2 separate regions of the Homo sapiens genome follow, and region 2 is linked to region 1. The links are chromatin loops, found by intact Hi-C in ENCODE. Cell type or tissue: K562. All regions are shown on one strand. Each heading gives the region's core, and the rest is flanking DNA. Links, peaks and the distances in the headings are about the cores only.

Region 1 (10,699 bases), core at 1,953-6,952:
CTAGAACTTAGCTGGATGCTGCTACTGGGAAACTGTGGGTGTGAGATCTGCCTTGCGAAGTATGCGGGGAGCTGGGTGAGCTGGGTGGGGTTTACTATCACCTGTTACTTCCCACTCCCTACATACAATTCTCTGTGCAGCAGAGACAGTTAATACACCTCTCTGGAACATTACCCCAGTGCCAGAGAAACCTCCCTCAAACTCCTGCCCAGGGGCTGCTGCTTGCCCCACTTGTGGAGAGTCAGAGCAGGGACCTGCCTGACCCCAGCCCCCACCTGGCTTTACCCCTCCAGCCACCCTGGTAGTTTAACACAAAGGACAGAAACTTTTGGGAGCTTTATGGCCCTGCCCATTCCTGAGAAACCAAAGCACTGCCCCTGGGTAACATAAGACCAACACAAATACCACTGTTAACTACTGCAGCTGGTGCTCTTTTGCACACATCATTTCCTGGCTGGAGGCCAACTAACACAGTCCATTACATCATCTCCAGGTAGAATAATACTGCACCCAGGAAGGAGAAAACTTGTGCATGACCTTACCTGTCACCATTGCCTCTACTACCCTGGCCAACCAGGAGGTCCTGAGTCTGTCCACATAACCTTTTCATTACTACTACAACCATCATTTCAGAAAGCCAACACATTAAGACTATCCATAACCAAGGAATCTCACAGTCTGTGTCACTTTCCTGCCACCCCCATCAGAGCTGGTACTGGTACCCACTGCTGGGAGACTTGAGGACAGGCCATATCTCTGGATTCCTTGCAGGCATTCCAAGCAGCAGCCTAGAGTATGGCAGCCACACTGGGCATCTAGACCCAGAGGAACAACAGCATTCACAGTATTCTTGCCCTTAGGGACACCTGTTTCTAGGGGAAGGGAGAGTGTACCACATCAAGGGACCACCCATGGCACAAAAGAACCCAGGCGGGAGGCCTTGAGTCCCAGATCTTTCCACTGGTGGGAAGTTTCTTTCAGGAGAAATACAGTTGCCATGCTGGGCTCAGCAAGGAAAGTCTGCAGCTCTGCCCCAACAGTCAGGCAGTCCTGGTGCTTGTGAATAGCCTTGGAGAAGATGACTTCTTTTCCCCCTCATTCACCACTGCAGACACAGGTGGGGCTTTTCCCATGGGAGCTTGGCATGGGTATACCTATAGACAACCTCTCTGAAACACTTCAGGGTGACTGCATCCCCACAGGAGGAGCACTTTCCAAGTGCAGGATTGCATGAGAGGCAGAGGCACAATTCCTCTCCACTTGAAACATCAACATTCCTGCAGATGAATTTTCTGCCAGCCTGACAAGGGAGCTAAGGTGGCTCCAGTCCCTCCCTCTGGTAAGACCTCAGTGTGTTTCACTGAGAGCTTCCTCGGCCACCTCTGTCAAGGCTGGGACCTTTCCCCACCATTGGGTATTGCATTTACCCACCTGCTTTAGCCAAAGCTGGTTTTTACCTGTGGACACCTCCTGTATTGGCCTGAAGCCTAAAATATTCAATCCAGTAAATAAAATACTGGGGAAAAAATAAATAAAAAAGTGCACATCACAGGGGAATGAGATTAAGCGTCAAGAGACCTCTACCATTTCAACCCTATGGGAGACAGTGAACTTGCTCACATGACCAACATATTGCTACTACAACCAGCAGCAGAGAAAGCTATCATACAAAGACTCTTAATAACCAAGGAACTCAGAGTTTCCACCCCTGAAAGCACCAAGAACTGAATTCTCTCTTTGAGAGATAAACAAAATGGATAGACCATTAAGCTAGATGAACCAAGAAAAAAAAGAAGATTCAAATAAGCTCAATTAGAAATGAAACTGGAGACATTACAACCAATGCCACAGAACGCAATAGATCATTTGAGACTACTATTAACACCCCTATGCATATCAACTAGAAAACCTCGAGGAAATGGATAAATTCCTGGAAACATACAACCCTCCTAGATTAAATCCGGAAGAAATAGAAACCCTGAGCAGACCAATAACAAGCAGCAAGATTAAATCAGTAATAAAAAAAATTGCCAACAAAGAAAAAGCCCAGGGCTAGATAGATTCACAGCTGAATTCTACCAGATATTCAAAGATGAACTGGTATCAATCTTACTGCAACTATTGCAAAAGATTGAGAAAGAGGGAATTCTCTCTGAATCATTCTTTGAAGCCGGTATTACCCTGATACCAAAACTCAGAAAGGACATAACAAAAAAAGAAAACTACAGAGCAATATCCCTGATGAACATTGATGCAAAAATTTTCAACAAAATACTAACTAACCAAATCCAACATCACATCAAAAAGATAATGCATGGTGATCGAGGGGTTTTATTTCAGGGATGCAGGGATGATTTAACATATGCAAATCAATAAATGTGATATATCACATAAACAGAATTATAAATAAAAACTATATGATCATCTCAATAGATGCAGAAAAAGCATCCGGTAAAATCCAGCATCCTTTTATGATAAAAAACCCTCAACAAACTAGGCATAGAAGGGATTTCCTTCAAATTAATAAAAGCCATATATGACAAACCCACAGCCGACATCATACTGAACGGGGAAAAGTTGAAAGCCTTCCCCCTGAGAACTGGAACAAGACAAGGATGCCCACTTTGATCACTTCTATTCAACATAGTACTGGAAGTCCTAGTCCTAGTCAGAGCAATCAGGGAAGAGAAGGAAGTAAAGGGCTTCCAAATTGGAAAAAGAAAGTCAAACTATCACTGTTCACTGATGATGTGATTGTATACATGAAAAACCCTAAATAAAGACTGCTCCAGAAGACTCCTAGATTTGATAAACAAGTAAAGTCTCAGGTTACAAAGTCAATGTACACAAATCAGTAGCACTGCTACACACCAACCACCAAGCTGAGAATCAAATCAAGAACTTAGCCCCTTTTGCATCTGCAAAAAAGATAAAATACTAGGAATATACTTAACCAAGGAGGTGAAAGATCTCTACAAGGTGAACTACAAAACTGCTGAAAGAAAACGTGGATGACACAAACAAATGGAAACACATCTTGTGTTCATAGATTGGAAGAATCAATATTGTGAAAATAACCATACTGCCCAAAGCAGTCTACATATTCAGTGCAATTCCCCATCAAAATACCAACATTATTTTTCACCGAATGGGAAAAAAAATCCTAAAATTCATTTGGAACCAAAAAGAGCCCAAATAACCAAAGCAATCCTAAGCAAAAAGAACACATCTGGAGGCATCATATTACTGGACTCTTAGTTATACTACAAGGCTGTATACAGTTACCAGAACAGCATGGTTCTGGTATAAAAGTAGGCACATAGACCCAATGAAACAGAATAGAGAACTCAGAAATAAAGCCAAATACTTAGAACCAAGTGATCTTCAACAAAGCATCAAAAACATAAATTGGGGAAAGAACACCCTATTAAATAAATGCTGCTGAGAAAACTGGCTAGCCACATGTAGAAGAATGAAACTGTATCCCTCTCACTTTATATAAAAATCAACCCAAGATGGATCAAAGACTTCAATCTAAGACCCAAAGCCATACAAACCGTAGGAGAAAACCTAGGAAAAACTCTTCTAGACATTGGCCTAGACAAAGTATTCATGACTGAAATCCCAAAAGCAAATGCAACAAAAATAAATAAATGGGACCTGGTTAAATAGCTTCTCTACAGCAAAAGAAATAATTGTCAAAATAAACAGACAACCCACAGAACGGGAGAAGATAAGACTTGTAAACTGTGCATGTGACAAAGAACTAGTATTCAGAAGCTACAGGGAACTCAAATCAGCAAGAAAAATAAATAATCCCACCAAAAAGTGGGCAAATGACATGAATAGACATTTCTCAAAAGAAGATATGCAAATGGTCGAGAAACATATGAAAAAATGTTCAACATCCCTAATCATTAGAGAAATGCAAATTAAAACCACAGTGAGATTATCAGCTTATTCCGTCTAGAATGGCCATTATTAGAAAGTCAAAATACAATAGATGTTTGTGTGGATGTGGTAATGCTTATACACTACTGGTGGGAATGTAAATTAATACAACCTTTATGGAAAACAGTATGGAGATTCCTTAAAGAACTAAAAGTAGATCTACCATTCAATCCAGCAATCCCACTACTGGGTATCTATCCAAAGGAAAAGAAGTCATTATATGAAAAAGACACGTGCACACATATCTTTATTGCAGACCAATTCACAATTTCAAAGATATGGAACCCACCTAAATGCCCATTGACCAATGAGTGAATAAAGACAACGTGATGTATATGTATATACACACCATGTAATACTACTCAGCCATAAAAAGGAATGAAGTAATGTGTTTTGCAGCAACATGGATTAAGCTGGAGGCCATTATTCTAAGTGAGATAACTCAGGAATGGAGAACTAAACATCAAATGTTCTCATTATAAGTGGGAGCTAATCTAAGAATACGCAAAGACTTAGAGTGATAAAATGGACTTTGGAGATTCAGAAGAGGAAGGGTATTGAGAATGTGGGATAAAAAACTGCATATTAGGTACAAAGTACACTACTTGTGTGATAGGTGTACTAAAATCTCAGAATTCATCACTAAATAATTTATTTATGTAATCACAACCACTTGTACTCCAAAAGCTATTGAAATAAAAATCAAAAGAAAAAAATACCATGAAACTGTTTCTCGTTTTCCCTTTATTGTGAGTCTGAAGTGACTTGTTTCTTAAATGCATTGAAGTTTTTTGTGTGTGACAACTTCTTCATAGTTAATGTAATGTATATGTGTATATCTACAGTGTAATGACAGATTATAAAGATTTTCTGTTTGTACATTTGATTTAAATGGTCTCTAAATTGCTTACATATGTGACTGGGTTCAGCCACCACCAGATGGGGGTGATGTTGTGCTCAAATCCAAATGGCCAGAAAGGCTTATGCTTAGATATGTGTTTGTATGTGGTAGAGATAAGCATATAGAAATTATACACACAAGCACACAAACCTTTTTTAAAACTAATTGAAGTTAATGTTGCTAAAATTTATATTTAACAGGTAATACTCATACCACATTTATGATTCTATTCATTCTTTTATCATATAGTGTAAAAAATTCAGGGTAACATCTAGACAAAAACAAGGAGCTCTTTTACTGTAAACATTAGTATGTTGTTTTTCGTACATTTTAAAGTTGCAAGCATTTCTAGATATGTGTTCTGTTTCATATGGTTGTTTAATAATGTTCATGGAAGCTCTGTGTTTTACCTTGCTATCACCCCTTGCTGGAAGACTTATAAAGTTTGAGAACAATTTATTTAGCTTAAGGTACTTCCAACTAGTAATGTATCAAAGTTTTTTATTTCTTGGTTCTAAGGGATTTTCTTTTTCATTTGGATGCTTATGCCAATAGTTCTCAAGTTCTTTTCCCTTCTAGTATATATTACTAATAATATTAATTTGAAAAAAATGTGTCTTAATCTAAACAAAGTGCCTCAGAACTACAGGCTTATTCTATTGTTGACTGTTCCTTTAAAATTATGCTAGCTTTCTTCTTGATGAATTACAGCTTTGGGTCTCTAAGTATAATATTGTACAGGAAAATTAGGTGGGTTGTTCTACTTTTCATTGCCAAGATAATTTATTCCTTTATATATAGAAAAGCCAGTAACAATGTGAAACAGTTTTTATTAGTCTTTGTTTTGGTAAATATGGCAAATTAAGATTGCTAAAGGCTGTTAGAATGGTTGAATGTAAATTTATGATTATAGGTGTACCTGTAGAATTTTACACTTTCATATTGTATAAACAACAGGGCAGGGAGGCATGATCTTCTCAGAAACATATTCAGTAAAATAGCTTGCAGTTTTATTCATTTGTTTTTAACTTCTGTGTTAGAGATTTGAAATCTCTTTTGATGAATCAGAAATGTGATTTGATGAATCTTTTAATATCATATCCCAAAGGAAGATACATACTGATGACATGGTTTTATTATTACAACTAGGAATATATCCTGTTGCCAGTGGTGATAATCTATATTATTTCCTTATTAATTATATTAAAACTAAAGTTATTTCACTGTTGGAAAAAACCCTGAAATTATTATATCTGGTAAACCATTCTCTAAAATCCAATCAGTTTATACTATGTAACTAAAAAGTGCCAAATTAGATATCTAGGGATATATCTTATGGTGAATTTATTTTCGTGGGCACATGAAGAAGGCATGATCCTCAGAATGAGGTAGTACACAGAGATTTATGAAGTTGTTTCTGTAGCAATTACAGAGATTAGTAACATCTGCTTTGAAAAAGAAATCCGTATCTAAATTGCATGGTCTAGGGCTCTGGAAGTTCAGTTGTTCACTTCTCAAGTTTATCCAGAGTCGCTTCTTGAGGAGAATGCAGAATTTGTCAGCAAAAGTTCCTGAAAACCCCCTTCATATGTTCCAGGAAAGAACAATTGGATAGAATCTTATTTTTCAAGACAGGATGCCAACTCTTACATCTTAAATTGGTTTCCATGGCACGTGGATCTATATTCAGTGTAGCATACATTACTGATTGACTTCCCACTTCCTTTGTTTCCATTCTTTCTTTTTTACAGGGTCTCAGTTTGGTTGAGTGCTCTTCTTCCTAATAATATCTTTGGGCTCAAGGAAGGGACTACTTAATTGCTCCAGTGCTTAAATCATGATAGATCATGATAGTTTCATTCCTTTACGTAATGGTTTAAACGTGGACATGCGACTCATCTGGGCTCAGGAGACTTGAGGAGAAGTGAGCTGGGGGATGTTTTAGAAAGGTTTGCAGAAAAAAAATGTAGATGCAAAGGAGGAATTAGAGCTGGAGGTTAGATACTATCCCTACTTCTAAACTTTGAAATTGAGATACACTATTCGCCTATTTGCACTGAATTAACAGACTCCAGTTCCCTCTTTAACATTCCATTCTGTCATCTCATTTTAAAAATTTCAGGCTAGGCATGGTGGCTGACACCTCCTAGCACTTAGGGAGGTCTGAGGCAGCCTGATCTCTTGAGGTCAGGAGTTCGAGACCAGCTGGGCCAACATGGTGAAACCCCACCTCTACTGAAAATACAAAAAATTAGCTGGGCATGGTGACGTGCTCCTTTAATCCTAGCTTCTCAGGAGGCTGAAGCAGGAGAATGGCTTGAACCTGGGAGGCAGAGGTTGTAGTGAGCCAAGATTGTGCCACTGCACTCCAGCCTGGACAACAGAGCGAGACTCCATCTCAAAAAAAAAAAAAAATTTACTCCTCTTCCCTTTGTTTTTTAAACTTTTCTGGATAGGTTAATAGGAATACCTTACGTTAGTGTGGTGATTTTCTTTTTTAAATTTTAGAATGGTAAGTACGCTTAATATGAGATCTACCCTCTTAACAGATTTTTAAATGTATAATATGGTATTGTTATCTATAGGCATGGTATTGAACAGCAGATCTCTAGAACTTACTTATCTTGCTTTACTAAAATTTTATGCCCATTGATTAACAACTCCTCATTTCTTCCTCTCCCCCAGCCCCTGGCAGCCACAATTCCATTATTCGCTTCCATGCATTTGTCTATTTTAGATACCTTATGTCAGTGGAATCATGCAGTATTTGTCTTTCTGTGACTGGCTTATTTTACTAAGCATAATATCCATAAGATTCATCCACATTGTTGCATATTTCAGGATTTCTTTCTTGTTTAAGTCGGAATAATATTCTGTTCTATGTATATATATCACATTTAAAAAATTCAGTCATCAGCTGGTGGACATTTAGGTTATTTCTGTATTTTGGCTGTTGTAAATAGTGCTGCTGTGAACATGAGAGTGCAGATACCTCCTCAAGATCCTATTTCAGTTATTTTGGATAAAAACCCAGAAGTGGGACTGCTGGATCGTATAGTAATTCTATTTTTAATTTCTTTGAGGAATCACCATACTATTTTCTATAGGGGTTGTACAATTTTGCATTCCCACTAACAGTGTAAAACGATTCCAATTTCTCCGCAACCTCACCAGCACGTGTCTGTTTTTTGTTGTTTTTGCTTGTTTGTTTTTTTTAATAATAACCATTCTAACGGATGTGAGGTGGTATCTCACTGTGGTTTCGATTTGCATTACTCTGATGACTGGTCAGATATTAATGATCTTTTTATATACTTGTTGGCTATTTGTATGTATTCTTTGGAGAAATGTCTATTCAAGTCCTTAGCTCATTTTTAATTGGGTTTTTATTTTTGCTATCGAGTTGTAAAGTCCCTTATACGTTTTGGAAATTAACCCTTTATCAGATACATGGTTTGTGAATATTTTCTCGCATTTCATAGGTTGCATTTTCACTGTCTTGTTTCCTTTGCTGTGCAGAACCTCTTTAGTTTCATGTAGTCGCACTTGTCTGTTTTTGCATTTGTTGTCTGTGTTTTTGGTCACATCTGTGAAATCATTGCCAAGACCAATGGTACAGAGTTTTTCCTCACGTGTCGTTCTAGGAGTTTTACAGTTTCAGGTCTAACGGCTAAATCATTAAGCCATTCTGAGTTGATTTTTGTGTATGGTGTAAGACTAAGGGTCCAATTTCATTCCCTTGCATTTGTATATCTAGTTTTCCTTGTATTTGTTGAAGAGACTGTCATTACCTCCTTGTGTATTCATGGCACCCTTGTTACACATTGGTTTATCATATATGCATGAATTTATTTCTGGGCTCTCTACTCTATTGCATCAGTTTGTCTTTCTTTTTGCCAGTACCATACTATTTAATTATTATAGCTTTGTGTATGTATATATAAAGAAGTATGATGATACCAGCTATATTATTTGTTTCTCAGAGTTCTTTTGACTATTCAGGGTCTTCTGTGGTTCCATATGAATTTTAGATTTTTTTTTCTATTTCTCTAAAAAATGACATTGGGATTTAGATAGGGATTGCATTGAATCTGTAGACCACTTTGAATAGTAGGGAAATTTTAACAGTATTCAGTTGTCTAATCTATGAACATTAGAAGTATTTCCATTTGTTTGTCTTCTTTAGTTCTTTAGTTTCTTTTATTTGTAGTTTTGAATATACAGGTCTTTCACTTTCTTACTTAAGTCTGTTCCTAGTATTTTATTCTTTGGATGCAATTGTAAATGAGATTGTTTTCTTAATATCTTTTTCATATAGATTGTTGTTGGTACATAGGAATGACACTGATTTTTGTGTGTTGATTTTGTATTCTGCAACTTTACTGAATTTTTTATGTTAATAGTTTTTTGGTGGGGTCTTTATGCATTTCTGTAAATATTAGATCATGTTATCTGCAAACAGGGACAGTTTTACTACTTTCCTTTTGATTTGAATGCCTTTTATTTCTTTTTCTTACTTGATTGCTCTGGCTAGGATTTCCAACACTATAGAAGTTTTGGTGGAGCAGGTGCAGGCTAATACTTGTTTGTTCGTTTGTTTGTTTTGTAGAGACAGGGCCTTGCTTTGCCATTCAAGCTGGAGTGCAGTGGCAGTGGCGCAGACATATCTCATTGTAACCTCAAACTCCTGGGCTCAAGTGAGCCTCTTGCCTCAGCCACTTGAGTGGCTGGGACACAGGCATGCCACCATGCCTGGCTAATTTTTAATTTTTATTTGGTAGAGATGGAGTCTCGCTATGTTGTCCAGGCTGGTCTCGAACTCCTGGGCTCAAGTGATTCTCCTATGTTTGCTTGCAGAAGTGCTGGGATTATAAGTGTGAGCCACTGTGTCTGGCCTTGTTTTGTTTTTGATCTTAGGGAAAAAGCTTTCAGTCTTTCGCAACTGAGTATTTTGTTAGCTGTGTGTTCTTCATATATGACCTTTATTGTGTTAAGGAAGTTTTTCTTTTATTTCTGTTTATTAAATGTTTTTATCATGAAATGGTGTTGAGTTGGGGTGCTCTTCCTGCATCAGTTGAAATGGTCATGTGTTTTTTTCCTTTCATCCTATTAATGTGGTATATTATATTGATTGTTTTTTTGTTTTTTGTTTTTTGTTTTTTTTTTGAGACAGAGTCTCACTGTCACCCAGGCTGGAATTCAGTTACACGATCTTGGTTCACTGCAACCTCTGCCTTCTGGGTTCAAGCGGTTCTCATGCCTCAGCCTCCCAAGTAGCTGGGATTATAGGCGCATACCATCAAACCCAGCTAATTTTTGTGTTTTTAGTAGAGATGGGGGTTTCTCCATGTTGGCTGGGCTGGTCTCCAACTGCTGACCTCAAGTGATCTACCTGCCTTAGCCTCCCAAAGTGCTGGGATTACAGGCATGAACCACTGTGCCCAGTCAGTTGATTGATTTTTGTATGTTGAACTACTCTTGTATTCCAGAGATAGATCCTAGTTGTTCATGATGTATGATCCTTTTAATACACAGCTGAATTTGGTTTGCTAGTATATTGTTGAGGATTTTTTTCATCTGTATTTATACAGGATGTTGGGCTGTTGTTTTCTTGTAGTGTCTTTGACTTTGATGTCAGGCAAATGCTGGCCCTCATAGACTGAGTTAGGAAGCATTCCGTTCTCTTTAATTTTTGGGAAGAGTTGTAGAAGTATTGATATTTACTCTTTAAATGTTCGGTCCAACTGGGTATGGTGGCATGTGACTGTAATCTCAGGTACTCAGGAGGCTAAGGTGGGAGGATCGTTTGAGCTCAGGAGTTCAAGACCAGCCTGAGCAGAATAGCGA
Region 2 (10,699 bases), core at 3,540-8,539, 180 kb after region 1:
CTATCATTTTGTTATAGTCACACAAATTGCCCTCCGTATTTAAAAAATGATGATGAGAGTAATAATTTATGTAATAATAATAGCTAACATTCATTGAGTTTATTGTATTTCAGGCATTGTCCCAAGACTTTTATTAATTTGTTTAATCCTCATAATTATCCTGCAATGTTATCACCATTTTTCATATGAAGAACAAAGGCCCTGAATGGCTAAGCAACATGCCCAAGGTTACACCAGCTATTATGTGGCAGAGAAGAAGAATGACTGACTACTTGAACATAAGACATAATTTGAATCATCTTTGTATTTCCATTTAATTAATAATTCTATTGTTTGATGGTTAGATGTCTAAAATTTTTATTTAAATTTTAAATAACTTTTCAAGGTTACGTGTTACCCATTATGATTTCTTAAAATAAATGCATTTTTTTATTTTTAAAAAATTTTTGTTTGTTCTTCACAGGATGGACAACCGGAAATTTTCTACACATTTTGGAATTCAGTTACTCAGGCACTTTCTTCTCAATTTCATATGGCAACAAACTGTAAGTTTACTACTTATTTTGAAAATTAATTTCAAAGTTTTAAGTTATTTTATCATTTGATGTCAAGAAGCTTTGCTGTATTGGTTTACAAAACATTTTTATTGCTATTTTAAAATTCCTGGCTAATTGTTATTTTGTCTAGATGTTTAATCTGGAATCTCCTAGACATATATTCAGTAAACAAAATTTTTACACATTTTAGTAATTAATATTTAGAATAAAATTCTCCAGAAAAATAAGTCAATATCTTATTATTCAGACATCAGAAGAACTCTGTCTGAATTTTTCCTACGTAGAGTGTGTAAAGCAGTTAATGTTGAAAAATTTAGTTCATGCTTTTAGAATTAGTGTATAACTAAAAGATATAAAAATACAGAGGCTTTGCAAATTTTTTATTGTTAAAAATGAAGATTTAATGAATAAACAGGTGAAATATCTACATCGTGAATTAAAAGTTGGTCATTCAAATATGTTCCACAAAACTTTTTCTTAATTTCTTTATATCATGAAATAATGGACTGGTAGATCTATACAATGAAATATGCAAACCAGCTAATATCTTACGCGTGTGTTTGTCTAAATACTTTAGGTAAGAGCATATAATGTACCTAGGCCTTTAAAAAGTGTTAAGAGTTCATTTCTATTTAAATTTTTATTCACAAGCATTTACTAGAAGGACTTACTGTATGCTAAATATTATTTAGCCACTGCCCTCCCTACACTGACCAGAGTTAAATAAACTAGTCTGCTTGTCTCTCTACTTATTTCTAATGAAGTATGTAGTAAGACAGTAACCACAAAGAGGTCTTCATTCATTTGTAGCTAAACAGAACTTAACCTAATGGGATATTAGGATCCATTTACTCCATTTAGTTGTAGTGTTTCGTTTTCTTTTGTTTTGTTTTTTTCCAGACGGAGTCTTGCTCTGTCACCCAGGCTGGAGTGCAGTCACGTGATCTCGGCTCACTGCTGCCTCTGCCTTCTGGGTTCAAGCAATTCTCCTGCCTCAGCCTCCCTAGTAGCTGGGACTACAGGAATGTACCACCACTCCTGGCTAATTTTTTTGTATTTTTAGTAAAGACGGGGTTTCACCATGTTGGTCAGGCTGGTCTCGAACTCCTGACCTCAAATGATCGGCCCGCCTTGGCTTCCCAAAGTGCTGGGATTACAGGCATGAGCCACTGCGCCCGGCCTGTTCCGTTTACTTGTGAATCACACTGCTCATTTTGGGAGGGAATAAATATCGTATATTTCCTTGGTTTTTGTTTTTGCTCAGCTTTATTGAGATATAATTTATATGCAGTAAAAGTCACCAATTTTAAACATAAAATTCTATGATGTTTGACAAATGTTTACATTCATATAACCATCATTACAATTAAGATATAGAACATTTCCATCATCCCCAAATTTTCTTTATGTACTTTTGCAGTTTATCTGCTACCTTCACTCCCTGGGTCCTGGCAACAACTAGAATCATATAGTATGCATTATTTGATCATCAGCATAATTAAGATTCTTCCATGTTGTTGCATATATCGGTAGTCCATTTCCTTTTAAATTGTTGAATTGTATTCCATTGTGTAGATATATACCACAATTTTTTATCCATTCTGCAGTTGAGAAACAAGTTGGATTATTATGAATAAAGTTACAGTTATTTACATACATATATCTCTTTTGTGGACATATGTGTTCCTTCTCTTGTGCAAATATGTAAGGGTGGAATTGCTCAATTATTTGGTAAATGTTGTTTAACTTTACAGAAACTGCAGTGCTATAATCCAAAATGGATATACCATTTTGCATTTCCATCAACAATGTGTGATAGTTCCAGTTGCTCCACATTTTTGCCAATCCATGATATTGTCAGTTATTTTAATTTTAGTCATTCCAGTGGGTGTGTACTAGTTTTTTTTATTGGGGTTTTAGCTTCCACTAGACTAATGATGCTTTCTTAGTTCATTTGGGCTGCTACAACAAAATACCACAGACTGGGCAACTTATGCACAACAGAAATTTATTTCTCACAGTTCTGGAGAAATGGCAAGTCCAACATCAAGGTACTGGAAGATTTAGTATTTGGTGAGGGCCTGCTTCCTGGTTCATAGACTGTGCCTTCTGACTGTGTCCTCACGTGTTAGAAAAGGATAGGGAAGCTATCTGAGCCTCTTTTGTAAGTGCACTAATCTCATTCATGAGGATTTTCTCCCCCTGACCTCATCACCTCTGAGAGAATCCACTTCCTAACCCCATCACATTTGGTGAGTAGGTTTCAACATATGAATTTGGGGAGATAAAACCATTCAGACCATAGCAGATGTTGACCACATTTTCACAGGCTTAGATGCCATCTGTATAACTTTTTTGGTTTTGTGTTTGTCTAAAGGATTGTCCTCTGTTTTTATTGTATTTCTTGTTCTCTTAATGAGTCCCAAGGAATCTTTGCATATTCTGGGTTCAGAGTACTTCCTTAGTTGCATGTTTTGAAGATATTTTCCCCTAGAATGTGGCTTGGCTTTTTGTTTTCTTAACAGTGCCTTCCAAAGGACAAAAGTTTTAAATCCTGATCAAATTCAGTTTATCAAAGTTTTAAATAATTTGTACTTTTTTTTGACCTAAAAATTATTGCCTAATCCAAAGTCAGAAGCATTTCCTCTTACATTTTATTTTAGAAGTTTTACTAGGTTTGAGTTAATTTTCGTGTATGTTATGAGTTATCTCAACATTCATTTCTTTTAGAACATATGGCTCCAAAACATTATTCTCTGCCTATTGACTTCTTGGAAACTTTTGTTGAAAATCATTTGGTTATCTATAAGTAAGACTATTTCTGGACTCTGTTTGGTTCCATTTTTCTGAATGTCTATGTTTACATCAGTACAACAGGGTTTTCGTCACAGTAGTCAAAGTCCTCCTATTTTGTTCTTCTTTATCAAAGTAATTTTAGTTACCATAGGTCTTTTGCATTTCCATATGTGTTTCAGAATTTTGTTCCTCCAATAATTGACTCCTGGGATTTTGATGAGGATTGCATTGAATCTACAGATCAATATGTGATGAATTCACAGTTTAATATTGAGTCTTCTGATCCACATCCTGTATTATTCTATTTATTTAGGACTTTTACATTTTTTCTTATAAATGCTTTATAGTTTTTAGCATGCAGTTCTAACAAATCTTTTCTTAAATTTATCACTGTTTTATATATTTTGATGCTATTCTATATGTTATTTTTTCATTTTACTTTATAATTGTTGATTTTTAAAATAGAGAAATACAATTGATACTTGTATTTTGACTTTGTGTCCTCTGACTTTGCCAGTCTTACTTATTCTAGTAGTTATTGGTGATTTCTTACAAATATGAAAGTCTCAGTTTTTGGAATAAAAGAAAGCAAATGTAAAACTCACTTATGGAAGCCCTTTGAAACCCTGATGTCTAAATTGGATAAAGAGGTGCCTTCTGATGGTAATCATTACTGGGAGGTGGGGGTGTAGAAGAAGTCCTGTTTTAACTTTGTTTGGACTCAGTTTACTGGGAAGGAAAGGATGTCTGTACTTAACCAATCATGGTTTTCTGTTCACTGAGCTTCCAAAAACATCAGTGTGAAGTTTTTCTTAAGCATTATCATCTCCTTTCTCTCAGAGAGTCCTGTAATTATGGAGAGGGTCTCATTTTACAGTGTGACAGAGGGGACCTATATTTATACCTTTAATTATACCTCCCTCTGATCTCTCTTTCCGTACTTATCCTTTAAGATACTAGACAATGAAATAGATCTTCTTTTACTGACCAACCTAACCTGCAATTGCAACCAGTTTTAGACTTGGACAACCAGAAAGACACCCTTGATATGCATCATGACTTAGGCTGGTTGGGGTTTCCTTGTGCTGATTACTGAATCTTGAGATCTCTTAGTGTTGCTGATGTTTAGATAAAAATTCAATCGAACAAAACAAGATTATATTTCCTACCATTCACACTAAGAGGGGAACCAGGAGCATTGCCAGTTTTCCATGGATGTTTGAATGATCTATGGCATTTTGCATAGAAAAGATATTCTAAAAGGAAAATTGTCATTGCAGAGTTTTATGTAAACAGATATAAATCCCTGTTGTTGCTATTAAGCCATCGCTCACATAGTCTAACCTTTAGTTACACACTTTAAAAATATTTAAAATAGTATAAGTAATTATTCCAGCATAAGGTAGGTAAAATCAACATCTGTCTTCTACTATTTATATAACAAAACTTCACAGAGTCACCAATTTTTCAGTGTTGACACAATTTTTTATCTTGTCTATGCCGTCTTGCCACCTCATTCTCCTTATCTCTCATTTGTCTAGCCCTAAGCTTGCCTGCATGGGTCTTTTCCAACATGTCACACTCTACAACATCAGAGTGTTCACTCTTTTCTAAAGAATTATACTTTTCAGTTTTTTTTGTTGTTGTTGTTTTGTTTTTTGAAATGGAGTCTCACTGTGTTTCCCAGGCTGAAGTGCAGTGACTATTCACAGGCACAGTCATTGCACGCTACAGCCTTGAACTCCTGGCCTCCAGTGACCCTGCTGCCATGGCCTTCTGAGTAGCTGGGCCTACAAGAGCACTACCACACCCAGCAGGTGATGTTTTTTGAAACTGGAGAAAACCAGTTTCTTATCACTCAGTCACTCAGCATAATAAATTAGAGATTAGTTGTGTTGGATCCTAAATCACGTAAATTTTGAAAAGAAAGAAAAAAGGTCATTTAATGGACTTTTACTTCCCTACATGGAAAGGTAACTGCTACTTTAGATGTTCTCCCATTATAAACTAGAACAGTGAGTAAAATTTGTGAAACACCTGTTTTCAGACATTGGGCAACAGGCAATATAGAACTGTGATCTCAGATAAACCAAAACAAATTGAACGCTAAAATCACCGCAGCTTTCTACCTGGCAATTTCCAGACAGCTGCACACACAAAAAAATGGGAATCAATATATAGTCTGCCATTCTTACTGATTCCAGAACTCTTTAAAGGATTACAACAAAATCTGTCACTTAACAATATAGTATCACATATTCAGCATCCAATTAAAATGAGTGGACATGAGAAGAAGCAGGAAAATGAGACCATAACCAGTAGAAACAGAGAAGCTGAAGTATCAGTAGTATAAGCAGACTAGGAATTTTAAAACACTTCTTATAAATGTTATAAATGTGCTCAAATATTTTAAAAATAACATATAATGAGATAAATGGACAGTATCAAGAAGAATCAAATGGAACCTCCACATATGAAAAATATAGTATCTGAAATTAAATGCAGATTTAACCCTGAGAAGAAAAAAAAAAAAATCAGTGAACTAGAAGATACAGCCATAGACATAATTCAGAATGAAGGACCAAGATTTAAAAACAAACTTAAAAAATTATTAGAGTCTTAGGACCCATGGGACACATCAAGCAATCTAACATATGTGTAATTGGAGTTTCAGAGCCAAGAGAGGAAGGGAAAAAGAAAAAAGTTAGAAAAAAATAGTTGTTGAAAATATGTGAAACATTTTTGTTATGGACTAAATGTTTATGTGCCACCTCTTCCAATTCATACACTGAAGCCCTAACCCCCAGTGTAACTGTATTTGGAGATAGGGCGTTTATGGAAGCAATTAAGTTTAAATGAGGTCACAAGGGTGGGCCCTGATCTTATAGGATTACTGTCCTTATAAGAAGTGACGCGAGAGAGCTTACTCACTCTCTATGTACACAGGCACAAGGAAAGGTCATGAGAGCACTTAGCAAGAGGGAGGCCATCAGCAAGTCAGGAAGAGAAACTCAGCCCTACCAGAACCTTGATCTTAGACTTGTATGTAGCCTCCAGAACTGTGAGAAATAAATTTTTGCTGTTTAAGCCAAAAAATCAAAAACAAAAAATTATTTATGGCTGTAGTTGCAATGCATCTGTTGTCACATATTAATTTAAAATGTGCTTTATCACTCTAAAAAGTTTTTTAAAACCTTGGGGTGGCTATCATTTTATTTTCTTTCTTTAAATGAGTACATTTAATTTGTACTTTGAATATTTCGTCTCTCAATATGACAGGAATCTACAAAGAAAAAAGCCATTGGCGGCCAGGTGCTATGGCTCATGCCTGTAATCGCAGCACTTTGGGAGGCCAAGGTGGGCAGATCATAAGGTCAGGAGATTGAGACCATCCTGGCCAACATGGTGAAACCCTGTCTCTTCTAAAATACAAAAAATTAGCTGGGTGTGGTGGCACGCGTCTGTAGTCCCAGCTGCTCCGGAGGCTGAGGCAGGGGAATCACTTGAACCTGGAAGGTGGAGGTTGCAGTGAGCCGAGATGGCCCCACTGCACTCCAGCCTGGCAACAGAGCGAACCTCTGTATCAAAAAAAAGAAAGAAAGAAAGAAAGAAAAAAGCCATTAGCATACTTTAAAAATTTCAAGCCTTTAACCATTATATCTTCCGATATTGTTTATTATTTATTGTTTTAGAACATTTTTAGTAAAATCGTAGAAGGTAAACTAAGGAAATCACAGAAACAATAAGTAAGTTGAACTCCACAGAATAAGACCGGGATGGAAATGCCCTTGTCCGCTCATTCTAACATCTATGTTAATTCCGGGTTTTTGTTTGGTTGAATTTTCTTTCCATCAGACCTGATATTTTTCTACTTATTTGCATGTCTAATAATTTTTATTGGATATTAAACATGAACTTAACCTTGTTTGGGGCTGATTAATTTTGTCATCTCTAATACTGATAGTATCAGATACTTAAAGACAGTTTGATCCTTTTGAATATTGCTTTAAGATTTATTAGCAAATTCAAAGCAGTAATAATCTGCTATTTATTTCCCAGTTATGAGGCAACATTCTTCTTAATACCCTCAAATTATTACCCTGTGAATTATGAGGTTTTCCAGCCTGGCTTTAGAGAATAGGGATTATTCTCAATCTTATGTGAATGTAACAGGATGTTCCCTCTAAACCTTTTTCATAGTTTTCCCCCAAACTCTGGAAGTTTAATGCTGATCAGTGCTTTGCTGAATACTCAAAGGGAACCCTTTGCACATCTCTGGAATTCTCTGTCTATGCGCCTCTGTTCTCTCCGGTATTCTATTTTGTGAACTCTAGTTGTTTCTGTTTGGCTGTTCTGGGAGGGGATAGAAGGAAGGGTATTTTCCCTCTTTCCGTGCCATGGCCTGGAAAGTCCTTTAAGGTAATGAGCTGGGGCACTCATAGGGTTCATCTCATTTGTTTCCTGACTCTGAGGAATCACCGTCCTATGTTGCATGTTAAATGTCTTGAAAGCCATCTTTCATATATTGTGTATTTTTTGTTGTTTCAGATAGGTTGGTAAATCTGGTCCCTATCATATCATTGTGACCATAAGCAAAAGTTCCTCATTAAAATTTCAATGAGAAACTTTTGCTTATGGTCATGATGATTTAAATAGTGATTAAAATATTTAATGATTCAAATTTAAATAATGATTAAAAGTATATTTCAGAATATTATATGGGAGTGTGTGTGTACGTTTATTTAGTGATACTGCCATTTACTTGTCAGTGATTATCTGCTTTTCTTTCTTTTTTTTTCCTGAGACAGAGTCTCACTGTGTCCCCCCGGCTGGAGTGCAGTGGTGCATCTCCATTGACTGCAAGCTCCGCCTCCTGGGTTCACGCCATTCTCCTGCCTCAGCCTCCCGAGTAGCTGGGACTATAGCCGCCCGCCACCACGCCTGGCTAATTTTTTTTTTTTTTTTTTTTTTTTTGTATTTTTAGTAGAGACTGAGTTTCACTGTGTTAGCCAGAATGGTCTCAATCTCCAGACCTCGTGATCCGCCCGCCCTGGCCTCCCAAAGTGCCGGGATTACAGGCGAGAGCCACCACGCCCTGCCTGCTTTTCTTTTCTTAACCATTACAAACCTTCAGTATTCTCCACATGTCTTCCTTTATCTCCTGGGTCATTAGGACAATTAATGTCATTAAGAAATTTTTTCCTGTACCTTTCTTCCAAATAAGAGCCTTATTTCCTCCCTTTGAGCCTCAGAAGATAACTTAACTTCTTCTTCAAGGTCACCCATTTACCTGGTGCCCAGACCTACTCTGTTTATTTCTCTCTCCTAGCATCATCATTTATATTTCTCCTTTTTCTGTGTTGGATTTCTCCTTCTCTTTTAATTTCTTTTCCTCAGCTATAAACCTATTCATGTTGCTCCCATGTAATAAAAAATAAAACAAAACTAGAAAGTTCCTCTTTAGTTGCTGTTTACTCTCTCTCTTTTTATGTAAATTTCTCCAAAGAGTAGTTTGCATTTTTTGGTGTTCATTTTCATTCTGTTGATTTCTCAACTAGGTGTAATCTGGCTGTCTTCCATCATTCTATTGAAATTGTTCTCATTAAGGGAAGCAATGACCTACTTTTTAATTGCCAGCGTATGTTTTCAGTTCTTATCTTATGGGACCTATCTGTCTTGTATAGTGAAAGAAGCTAATGACAGGAAACATACAATATGTAGACAGAAAATCCCATTAATATTTCACCTTAGGAATAGCCTGCTACTTCTAATACCATAATTACTTTAATAACTTCCTTTGGGAGAACTCCAAAGTAAGTTGTTTATAAAGTACCTTCAATTTTTATAGCACATACAGTCCCTGAAGTGTACTGTAGTACTTCTTAGAATTATAGACAGGCAATATTAAGGAAGTGCAACCATCTGCAGAGTTGAGGATTACACACAATGTAACAGATTGTCTAAGTAAGTAATGTTTTGGCAAAGTATATCTAAAGGAAAATGTTCCTAGTTAGGAATATGTTCTTTCTGATTATACATGTTCATGCTTAGTTAAAAAAAAAAAAAGTTCTATTAGAAGGTAATCCAAGAGCTTGACAATAAATTTACTTCTTTTTGGAAGTATGCTTGAAAAATCTAGCAAGTACATCTCTTTTTACATGTCTAAAACCCCTTGTGCAGTATTAGTCTCTGAAAACTCTTAAGCCACTCAAAGAAGTTGTTCATACAAGTTAGAGTGCTAACATGGTTATATATCTGTAATACTTGGCTTCCCAAACCAAGAATGAATAAGAGATACATTGAGATATATGTGTTACCAGATTTTAAAAGTTTTAAGGCTTGAAATACTGTATACTAAAGCTCATTATCTTTACCTTTTTAAAACATATAGTGATAAAGAGTCAAATCTTTCCAAGAATTAGGGAGATAAAACAAACTATATGAGAATGTATGTTCTTTAAAAAAAAAAAAAAGATTAGAATAGTATGCAAGTTGAGATCATATTGTGAATATTTCTTGAAAATTAATGTCTACCTTAATATGTATATACTTAGGGAGATAAACCTAATATACTCATTTAAAGTACTTTTTAGAATTTTGATCCTTGCAATGGAAGTATTTTGTTACATAGTTCTAATGAGCCTATAAAGTACCATCCTAACACTGTAACACAAAAAGAAAACTTGCAATTTGTGTTAAGGGCTTGAGATAAGAGGGATCTTTTAGGAAAGTACTAAAAGTTTATATACCTTGGAAGAAAGTAAATCTAGCTATCAAGTAAGTGCTTTGATGTTCTGTTTGGCAGAACAAATTTGATCATGTCATTTTCTGATTAAAATCCTGCATTGACTTCCAATAGTCTTTGTTTTGTTTTGTTTTATTTGAGACAGAGTCTTACTCTGTTGCCCAGGCTGGAGTGCAGTGGCACGATCTTGGCTCACTGCAACCTCTGCCTCCTGGGTTCAAGCAATTCTCCTGCCTCAGCCTCCCAAGTAGCTGGGATTACAGGCACGCCCACCATGCCTGGCTTTTTTTTTTTTTTTTTTTTTGTAGTAGAGATGGGGTTTCACCGTGTTACCCAGGATGGTCTCTTATCTCCTGACCTCGTGATCTGCCCGCCTCGGCCTCCCAAAGTGCTGGGATTACAGGCGTGAGCCGCTGTGCCCAGCCAGACTTCCATTAATCTTTTAAAAAAGTATTTATTAAGCTATAATACTCATTAAGAAAAAGTGTACATATCATAATTTCACACCTAGATGAGTTTTTCAAATTTTAAAACATCTGTATAACTAAGATCAAGTACAGCATCAAGAATAAGAAACAGTATTATCTGTAGTCCAGATGTT

The links. Hi-C counts contacts between places; a loop is a spot of excess contacts. Peaks named below come from ENCODE experiments on the same cell type or tissue, not always from the same donor. Only the 100,000 strongest peaks of a DNase experiment are listed, where the experiment ranks them.
Region 2: a loop joins it to region 1, with 3 times the contacts of the local background. A loop is called at or near these places in 1 of 110 quality-filtered maps.

Annotation. Positions count from the first base shown.
Region 1 is chr7:107,495,977-107,506,675 of GRCh38, reverse strand. The region is part of intron 6 of COG5 (component of oligomeric golgi complex 5); the gene reads left to right. Among named protein-coding and RNA genes, the nearest start is that of GPR22, 31 kb to the right of the region's middle. In K562, for the core only: a CTCF peak has its summit at 4,892 (motif pointing right); a DNase peak (open chromatin) is centred at 4,895.
Region 2 is chr7:107,314,286-107,324,984 of GRCh38, reverse strand. COG5 (component of oligomeric golgi complex 5) reads left to right here. Exons shown (of 22, transcript NM_006348.5): 11 at 464-545. Among named protein-coding and RNA genes, the nearest start is that of GPR22, 150 kb to the left of the region's middle. In K562, for the core only: no CTCF peak of the experiment used is centred there; DNase peaks (open chromatin) are centred at 4,864 and 6,274.